Regions from separate parts of the Homo sapiens genome. Here region 2 is linked to region 1. A link is an interaction called in ENCODE POLR2A ChIA-PET data of the cell type or tissue named here. Cell type or tissue: Panc1. All regions are shown on one strand. Region 1 overlaps IFT56 (intraflagellar transport 56). Region 2 overlaps UBN2 (ubinuclein 2).

Region 1 (5,000 bases):
TTATTATACTATATGGTTCTAACATATTTGTCAGGATTTAAATATACCTTTGTTTTAAATCTTGCCCCAAACAATACTAATTCTCATTAACATAACAACTAGACCCGAAACTGAATTAAAACCTGTGCAGGGACAGGCAGAGGAGAAGAAAAAGAATCAAATCCTTAAATTCTATCCTAAAACTTCATTAAATGAACTCAATCATTCTACAAATACCTATTGCTCTTTTACCATATATCAGACCTTGGAACAGGAGCTGTAGATATAACAAGGAGTATTTATTAAACTCATTTATTTAATAAATATTTGCTGCCTATCTACTATACAAGGCACTGCAGAATGAACTTGAGATAAAAAGATTTATTTGTATCCCATTTTGTTCCAAAAAGAACAAAGAACGCTGTATTAAGATGGATAAGAGCTTAATTTTAGACAGTGTTTTGGTGTTTATAAAAATAACTTCTCCAGAGAAACAATTTTCCCTACTTTACAGATGCCAAAATTATAGCTAGATATATGTAAGTTTAAAAAAAGTCGCTGCAAATAAGAATGAAGTTGCGCAATGATTTTTAAGTTAGTTATTAAATAAGTTGCTATTTAAAAATTGGACCCTTTTAAACAAGCAGGAGTCTTTAGGGTTACAAGTTTTTTTTTTGTTTTTTTTTTTTGTCTCTAAATAACATAACATTCTTTTCTCAGTGGAGTCTGGATTGGGGGATATGGAGAAATAAAAGGAGCTACAGGAGAGCCTATTGCTGCTTGCACTTTGATAGTCATTTTGTTCTCTTCCATACACTTATAACTTTGCAACCTATAGATTATCAGTGATTTCATACTCACTGAACCCATTTCCTGGCCAAGGGCTGCATTGACCACTCCTTTGAGAATATACTCCTAGAAACATGGAATAACACTGATTAAGAGGAATGTGGAGCTATGAGATCATTTTCAAATTAACTCCTTGCATTAACTCAATACTTTATATAAAGTATCAAAGATTACCCACAGTTACTTTTCTCTGTTCTATCCCTGGCTTGAATAAAAGAATTAGGAGACACTCATTTAGTTTCCAGCAGCCAAGTATCTATATAACAAAATTTACCATATTTGTAAATTCTCAATCTTAAGCAAAAATAATTTAGTGGAAGCTCCAGCAGATAAGTTTCATTTTATTTCAATTCTATGGAAAAAAAAGTAAAATGTTGATATAATAATTTTTATTACCTTCTCAACCACTGCCATTCTCTGTGACCATATCATATATATTATTTTTCTTTTCCAATTTTTTTTTTTTTTTGAGACCGAGTCTTGCTCTGTCGCCCAGGCTGGAGTACAGTGGCGTGATCTCAGCCCACTGCAACCTCCACCCCCAGGGTTTTAGCAATTCTCCTACCTCAGCCTCCCGAGTAGCTGGGATTACAGGCCCCAGCCACCACACCCGGCTAATTTTTTTGTATTTGTAGTAGAGACGGGGTTTCACCATGTTGGCCAGGCTGGTCTCGAACTCTGGACCTCAGGTGATCCACCTGCCTTGGCCTCCCAAAGTGCTGGGACTACAGGTGTGAGCCACCACTCCTGGCCCCTTTCCAATGTTATAGTAACTTTTCTTTGCTAGTAATCCTTTTCCTAAATAAAAAAAAAGTGTCCTCTGATATCCATTTATAAGGTATTCTCTCTTTTGGAGTCCTGGGGCCTCACTTCTATCCCTTTTTTCAGACTTGGATCAATTCTTTAATAGATACCCTCCCTAGCTAGCAGCTTTATCAATCTTTCATTTAAGAGAGCTCACAAAGAACAGCATGAAAGAAGCTCAATCTTTTAATATACTTGAGAAATATACTTGTTTAAACTCCATGGGGTCTGGAAATATTTTTCATTCAGTCTTTCATTCAATAAATGGAATGTTTACTATATACTTTATGCACATAGTGTTAGAGATACAATATAGACACAGTCCCTGACTACAAGGAGTTAACGATCCAATGGGGAAGAAAGACAAGTTACAGACAATTTATGAGATAATTGCATGTATCTAGTTGTTATTTTCATCAGAATTCTAAATTTTCATATTTCCAAATACTAAAGGAATTTTCCAAATTTCCTTACCCTTTTTGACAAAATGACTACATATAAGGGAGTTTAAAAACATCAAAAAGCCTAGAACATTCATTCTCATATCACAAGTCGCATATAACATTCCTGAATGAATACATATGGTCTTTTCCTGGGATTCTACAGGCAGGAGTCTGCCTAATCTTCTCTAATATGACTTCCAACTAAATTTCTGAAGTTCCACTTTTAGCAGAACTTGGTTAGTAAAAATATAAAACATTCTCAGTTACCTGAGGAGTAGTAGGTTCCAGATCCTTAATTAAGTTATAAGCTTCTTGTACATCATCTGAAATACAACAAAGTAATTATACTAGTCTGTATTCCAGAAAACCCTCCTGAAGCAGTCCTCCCAAAAGATAAGATCCTTCAGTACTTAAATATTCATGGGAAATATGATCTGTTTTATCTGTCTTCTAACTCTCCATGTTCGGTGTTGAGTAGTTATGCTAAAAATAACCAAATATCCTTAGAAAACTCATATTAAGCCATGAAGTACCTTAAAAATTGTTGAAGCTAAGAACATGGATGAGGCATTCTATGCCAATGGCATTGTATTAGATAAGAAAAGCAATGATTTCTTTAAAAAAGAGATACATATATATATATATTAAGTATATAGGAATTAAATGACATGAAGTCTGAGATTTGCTTTAAAACATTTCAGGAACAAAAAAGAGGTGATGAAAAAAGAAGACTGGAAATATCTTGAAAAGTGCTGAATCCAGGGTGAGTATTTGGGTGTTTATTGTACCATTTATTTTTGTCTATGTTTGAAATTTTCCATAATAAAAATAATTTATAAAATATATAAGCTGTTTATTTCATTCTTGTCCAAAACATATTTCTTTTTGCTTTTATATAAAAGAGAGGCCGGGCACGGTGGCTCACACCTGTAATCTCAGCACTTTGGGAAGCTGAGGCAGGCGGATCACCTGAGATCAGGAGTTCAAGACCAGCCTGGCCAACATGGCGAAACCCCGTCTCTATTAGAAATACAAAAATTAGCCAGGCATGGTGGCGCATGCCTGTAATCCCAGCTACTTGGGAGGCTGAGGCAGGAGAATTGCTTGAAACTTGGAGGCAGAGGTTGCGGTGAGCGGAGATCACGCCACTGCACTCCAGCCTGGGCGACAGAGTAAGACTCCGTCTCAAAAGAATAATAATAATAAATAAACAAATAAAATAAAGTAGGACTGTTTGCAAGTTCATATTCTTATTTTAATAAATACATTTTCCTCCATGAGGAATATGTTGTCCTGGTTGGTTTCTGCCATGCACCTAAGAAGGCCCACATTGTTAGTCCAGGGCCCATGACCAAATGCCACCACAAATGCATGGTGGCTGCTACCCTGTACTCATAGCTGTTAGAAAAGGCTGCTTTAGGCGTGTGTCTGACAATTTCAATCTTACTTAGGGGCAATAAATATCACATCCTCTTTGAATCATAGTATTTCTCATAAGCAGCCTGGGGTACAAAGAAACGGAAAGGCAGACAATCAAAGCAAATAAGAAACAGTTAATACTTTTTTCAAAAGACACAAGAAAATGTGAATGTACATAATGCAGTGGGGGAAACTAGAAAAAGAAAAAAGAACTGTAAGGGAAGGGGAGGAAAAACAATGAAAAAGAAAGAATGGATAGAGAATAAAGGATAGCAAAATAAAAGGAAAAAAGAAAAAACAGAATGAGGGAGAAGGTAGGAAGCGACAGAAGAGGAAAGAGGATAAAAAAAGGCACAACAAATAACCACCAATAAACTTGTTCTATGAACTTGTTGCAAATATATTTTTGGAAGTATGGATTTAAAAAGTGAAGCAAATAGTTCCATCAGACATATTTAACTATTCTAAAATATCTCATTGTAAGTAAGACCAGGACAAATTTTTCTTACCTTGACGAAGGTAGTAAATCACCAAGTTTAGCCTAGCTTCAGGAATGACATCAACTAGGGGAGGTAAAACCTGCAAAGCCCCTTCACCTCCTCGGAAAACAACCTAGAGATACAGAAATCATGCTATTATGGCAACAATGATGTATATATTTATTGGTGACAATGTTTAAGGAGCTGGCATATATAACTGGGTTCATGATATTCAACTAAAATAGCTCTGGGAATCAGTTGATATATTGAGAACTTTTACTATTGGCTGAATTTATTATTGCCTACCTAATCCCTATGCTTCTTACCTTCTCTCTTCTTTTCTCTCCTCTCTGCTTTTGATCCTTCTTAACAGCCTTGTCATAATTAAACATTTTATTTTTAACCCTATGTAAAACCTACCTCCATTATCACTCTCTCTATACCCTTGCCCTTCTTTTTTATTCATAGCCCTTATATCTTTATTTTATTGTATATTTCTTTATCTGTTTATCTGTTACATCCACCAGAATATAAGCTCGATATGGCAAGGAACTTTGCATTTACTGTGTATTCCTAGCCCCGAGAACTGCGACTAGTATAGTCAGCACTTGGTTATTTTTTGAAAGGACAAATATATTTTTGAAGCTCTATTGATGCATATGACCTTGACTTCATTGAAAGAAAGCCGTGATCTAAATTATAACAATATACACCTACTGTATACTCACAAACATTTAAATTAAAAAGAGTTAAAAATAAAATTATAACTATGAGAAATAGAATAAAAGCATAACCCTTATTGTGTACTTCTCTTTTCCTCTTCATAAGAACTGCAGAAAACTCCTAAAGTACCCAATAATTAACAAAACTCTTTTCTAGGCAGACATTCTGCATCAAAAACTCCATAAAGGAATTTATATAACCTTTCTGAGCCTGTTTCCTCATCTCTAAATGGCATTAGTAATGCCTACCTTTCAGGTTATTATGAGGATTAAATGAGCAAAAGTGGGCTAAATGGCACATATTT
Region 2 (5,000 bases), 77 kb before region 1:
TTTCCCCTGCTCAAAATGCTTCAAAAGCACTCCACCTATAAGAATTGAAAACCCTTAACATGGCACCAGTTAAATGCCTTGTACATGTTGACTCAAACCACCTTTCCAACTTTTTTCTTACAATTTTCCAACATGAACACTTCATCCATTCAAACTGTCTACCAACTCTCCCCCAAACACACCTTCTTACTGTTCCTTGTGCTTTCTCCCCATCTGGGATAGTCTCCTGCTACTCACTTAATCCTCCCAGCTTTCTCATATCAGCCTACATTTTCAATCTTTTCTCCAGGATGCTTTCTCATTAAAATCACAATGACGATCTTTTTTGATCTCCTAACATATTTTTTGTCTAGGCATAAATAGCTGCCTATGAGATTTACCTGGGAAAACTAAACAAACAGGTTCTGTTGTAATGGGCACAATCAGATATATGTAGAAGTGCAAACAATTTATGGGTAATTAGAGATTTAGGAACATCTATGTCTAGCCAAAGTGACTAGTTTGTTGCCACCAGAAACCATAATAGTTCTGAGTCCATAATCTAATCTAAGTAGTAAAATGATTAGTATTGTTAAATAAGTATAAATCTTATCAAGGGGAGCAAATAAAAGACTTAAAGCTTTATTTGATCATAATAGTATTAATCTGACCAAAATGCTTCCCCTCAAAATGATCTTACAGGTATAAGGTCTTCACAAAGCATATCAATTATAAAAGTGTAAATTATACAAACTATCACATATCCATTCAATGTTAATAGCCATTGAAGAATAATGTGGTAGGCTGGGCGAGGTGGCTCATGCCTATAATCCCAGCACTTTGGGAGGCTGAAGCAGGTTGATCGCTTGAGCCCAGGAGTTCAAGACCAGCCTGGGAAACATGGTGAAATCCTGTTTTTCAAAAAAAAAAAAAAAAAAAAAAAAGCTGGGCATGGTGATGCGTGCCTGTAGTCCCAGCTACTTGGGAGGCTGAGGTGGGAGGATCGCTTGAGCCCAGAAGGTCAAGGCTGCAGTGAGCTATGATCACATCACGGCACTCCAGTCTGGGTGATGAAGACCTTGTCTCCAAAATAAATAAATAAATTTTAAAAAATTGTGATAGAGAGTATTTATTAATATAGAAGGTAACAAGAAGAGTTTCCTAAATGTTATGTACAGCTCAGGCTATTCACGAAAAGGTGCTATCAATGTTCACTAAGCATTTGAAAAGGTCCTCAACTTAACTGGTTATTATGGAGACAATAGCTAAATAACAAGATATTGTTTCTTACACTATCATATGAACAGGATATTCTCATCTATGAAAAACAAAACATAGCAATATATATCTATAGATATGTATAAAATGCTCAAAGAATACACAACAAGCAGATAACCATGGTCATTACGACAGAGAAGGGATAGAACTGGAAGCAGTGGTGCAGGAAGACTTTGATGTAATATGTATTATTTGAATTTGTTTTTAATAAAAGGAACATATTCATGTATTGCTCAGGTGATCTAACTTTTTTTTTAAGAGATGGGGTCTTGCTATGTTGCCCAGGCTGGTCTTGAACTCCTAGGCTCAAGACATTTATCTTCTCTGCCTCAGCCTCCCAAGTAGCTGGGATCACAGGTGTGAGCCACCACACTAGGCTCTTAAAAAAATTTTTTTATAGTGTAAGAAAGTACAAACGTAATTGCACATGGATTTTTAAAACTCCTGAAAGGATACACTTTCAACTATCAAACTATTCACAGTGGTTCTGCCTGGCAGTGGACTTACAGGTGATTTGCTGATTTTTATTTTGATCTTTTCATTTATCTGTATTTATATATCCTCTTACAGTGAACAGTAACAAAAAAAAATCTTTGAAATATGTGACTGCCCACATACACATAGCTCTCTGGGGCAAGAAACTCACAGTGTCTCTAAGGAGTGACCTGGTTAGCTGGGAGTCAGGGGTAGGAAGGAGATTTACTTTCTATCATTAGCTTTTGTATCTTCCGAGTTTTATTAAGGACATGTACTACCCACTCAATAAATGTTATTTTATTAGGTTTGGCCCACCAAATGTTCACTACCAAAGTTTTGAACTCCTCCTCATTTGGCTCTACTTTCCAGTCCCACTGTGGGGAAAGAGTTTTGGAAAACGTGTATTTGACACACCCAAACCTGAGTAGCTCTTTCTTAACTCACTCTCCAACAACCAGAGTTCCAAAGGCATTGCTCCACTTATAAATAGATTTTTGCCAACTATAAGGCACAATCTCCAGTTCCCTCCTTCATCACAGAGGCCATTAGAGTAGTTTTCTAGGTACAGTTTGCTTTTCCTCACTTGTGGCCTTCCTGGAAAACTTCTAACCCTGACCTGCCTCCTGCCTTACCACCCCATATCTATTCTCCACCCTCCAGTTCCCTAACTGTGCTAAAATTCAATAATGTGTAAATTGTATAAGCTGGAACCAAACTTTTGGCAGTTGCCAGAAAGGTACATATAAATTAATTCACAAATATTAAAATTTAACCTAAAGAAACTCAAGTTACATTGGCAAAGGATTATACTATCTTCCCTACTAGAAAGACTTCTGTTGAATTACTCTCTTTTTCAGTACCCTTACTGCAACAGAATCAAAGTCTTACTTGATAAATTCTCTGAACCTCTGCAGTTGATATTACACAGTTTATAAATTAAGTAGATCTTATAAAAATCAAAACTTATTTTCCAAACAACAAGAACAAAAAAAAACCCTTGAATTTTGCTATATCTAAAGTGAAGAACTTTCTTCTTATCTACTGTTCTAGGTACTAGCTCCCTGTGACTCAGAAGAATATTCCTTACTGAGTCATTAGTACTTGCTTAACCTGACAATCAGTGTTTTAGGCCAATGCAGCCTCATTACAGTGTAACACTCAACTGGAAAACAAACAAACAAGATGTTCTTAGTACTAGACCCCCTGACCCCAAATTGCCTCCAGCTAATAGTAAACCAAACTAAAAACCAACATTCATTGATAACCTCTAGTAGACAGAGCAAGAATGACCCTGATTACTAAAAAACACACCAGTCCTATAAGTGAGAAGAAAACATCCTGTCGTCACAAGACTCCCTACTTGTCCCAGCCCTGCCACCTTATCTCTTTACATCTGTGCCCATTTCTTCAACCTACCAATAGAAAGGAGCTGAGTTTCAAGGCAGTGGAAATACAGCCAAGAGCTGACTACACAGCACAAAAATAGTATACACAACTTCTATAATCACCACATATGGATACCAGTCCTTCCTCCTAAATACCCTAAAACTGCTGATTCTCAATTGTTCCTAAGGCATTAAAGAAGGCTGAAGAGAATTTATTCAATTCAAAGAGGCCAAGGAATTAAAAGGGCATGTCACAGCAAGTGATCAGAATGGGTAACTGCAATAAAGAAATTATTATTTGAGCTAGGAATTCCTCCTTGCCCTTTAAGGCCCTCTCCCCTCCCCCAGTTTGCTTTAAAAGATTATTTTATGTTTTTATTGTACATGTAATATCATACTATTATTGGTCTACAAAACCCTAAATCCACTGGTATTTGTGTTTTGCAAGTAGAATTTACTTTGTGGTGGTGTCAACAAGTTTGCCCAAAGCTCTACATCGAGATGATCCTTAGGGACCAGACCTCACATAAGGCCAAAACAAACAGGTTAACCAGCCTATGAAGTTCCCAAGGAAGCTCTAACCCCTCAGCAAGTGTGGATGATCAACTAAAATAATATGAGTAATTGATATGATTCTTACAACTCCCAGAAACAGTACACAAATGCTTTCAAAACTAACTACTTGGTATCAGTTTCACATTTGAAGACAGTTTAAAACAATAATCTATAATTATTTTAAGACAAAATTATATTTCTTTCCACTTAGCCGAGTAGTATTTACTGTGAAGATGTTACTCATCAGAAATTAGTTATTCCAAGATACTGCCATTCTTTAAAACATTATCTGGAAAGACTCACTTTTACAAGTTATACAAAAGAAAATCAAGACTTTTTTTGGGGGGGGGAGCTGGATTCTCGCTCTTGTCGCCAGGCTGGAGTACAACGGCGTGATTTCGGCTCACTGCAATCTCTGCCTCCTGGGTTCAAGGGATTCTCCTGCCTCAGTCTCCCGAATATCTGGAATTATAGGTACCCACCACCATGCCCAGCTAATTTTTGTATTTTTAGTAGAGATAGAAAGGTTTCACCATGTTGGCCAGGCTGGCTGCACTCCTGACCTCAGGTGATCTGCCCACCTCAGCCTCCCAAAGTGCTGGGATTACAGGCACGGGCCGCTTCACCTAGCTGATTTTATTATTCTTATTCTTATTAGAGACAGGGTCTCAAGAAAATCAAGAGTATTTAGAAGAATAATTTGTCTTTGAGTGAAAACAGTGTTATTCCATTTGGTCAACTGTTTTATTTATAAGACTGCTCAGAATTACTTTTCTACTATCAAATCTACCCTTACCCTTCTTTTTAAAAGAAGTATGAAACTACTAGGGCTCTGAGAGCCCAAAACCACATAGAACTAAGTGTGAAAGATAGTATTCAAGGTCTATATAGCACAGTAAGCAGATTTTAAAGTTATAATGTGATTTCATGATTATTAATAAATGCCTGGCAGAATATATGTCTTCCTATTCAGAGAGTCATTCAGATTCAAAGAGTCTTAACTGAGCCCCTGCTAGGCACAAGGTATTGTGTTAGGTGCTTTCATTTAGATTAGTGAATTTATATCCAATTCTAGGACAGTATGATCTTTCAGAACGGCTGGGGTAATGGAGTGAGAAAAAAATCACTAAGAGAAATCTTCCAACAATTATAGGTTATCCTATGTCCTAGAAGGCTAAGATAACAAGTCTATACCCATCAAATTGAAGCATCCTACTCCTGAGTATAGAGTATAGGTGGCCTCATAAAAGGCATATATTACCTACAGACTATCTAAAAACTGAATTGGAAACCAAGATGTTTTGCCTAAACATTTTGGAGCCTTAA

Evidence for each region. ChIA-PET counts read pairs that join two places held together with the same protein. Peaks named below come from ENCODE experiments on the same cell type or tissue, not always from the same donor. Only the 100,000 strongest peaks of a DNase experiment are listed, where the experiment ranks them.
Region 2: POLR2A ChIA-PET joins it to region 1 with 6 read pairs; 2 of 35 experiments call an interaction of 5 or more read pairs at or near these places.

Annotation. Positions count from the first base shown.
Region 1 is chr7:139,164,238-139,169,237 of GRCh38, reverse strand. IFT56 (intraflagellar transport 56) reads right to left here. Exons shown (of 18, transcript NM_024926.4): 9 at 4,004-4,106; 10 at 2,343-2,398; 11 at 841-894. Among named protein-coding and RNA genes, the nearest start is that of IFT56, 33 kb to the right of the region's middle. In Panc1, no CTCF peak of the experiment used is centred here; no DNase peak of the experiment used is centred here.
Region 2 is chr7:139,241,021-139,246,020 of GRCh38, reverse strand. All of the region lies in intron 2 of UBN2 (ubinuclein 2), which reads right to left. Among named protein-coding and RNA genes, the nearest start is that of UBN2, 12 kb to the right of the region's middle. In Panc1, no CTCF peak of the experiment used is centred here; a DNase peak (open chromatin) is centred at 2,840.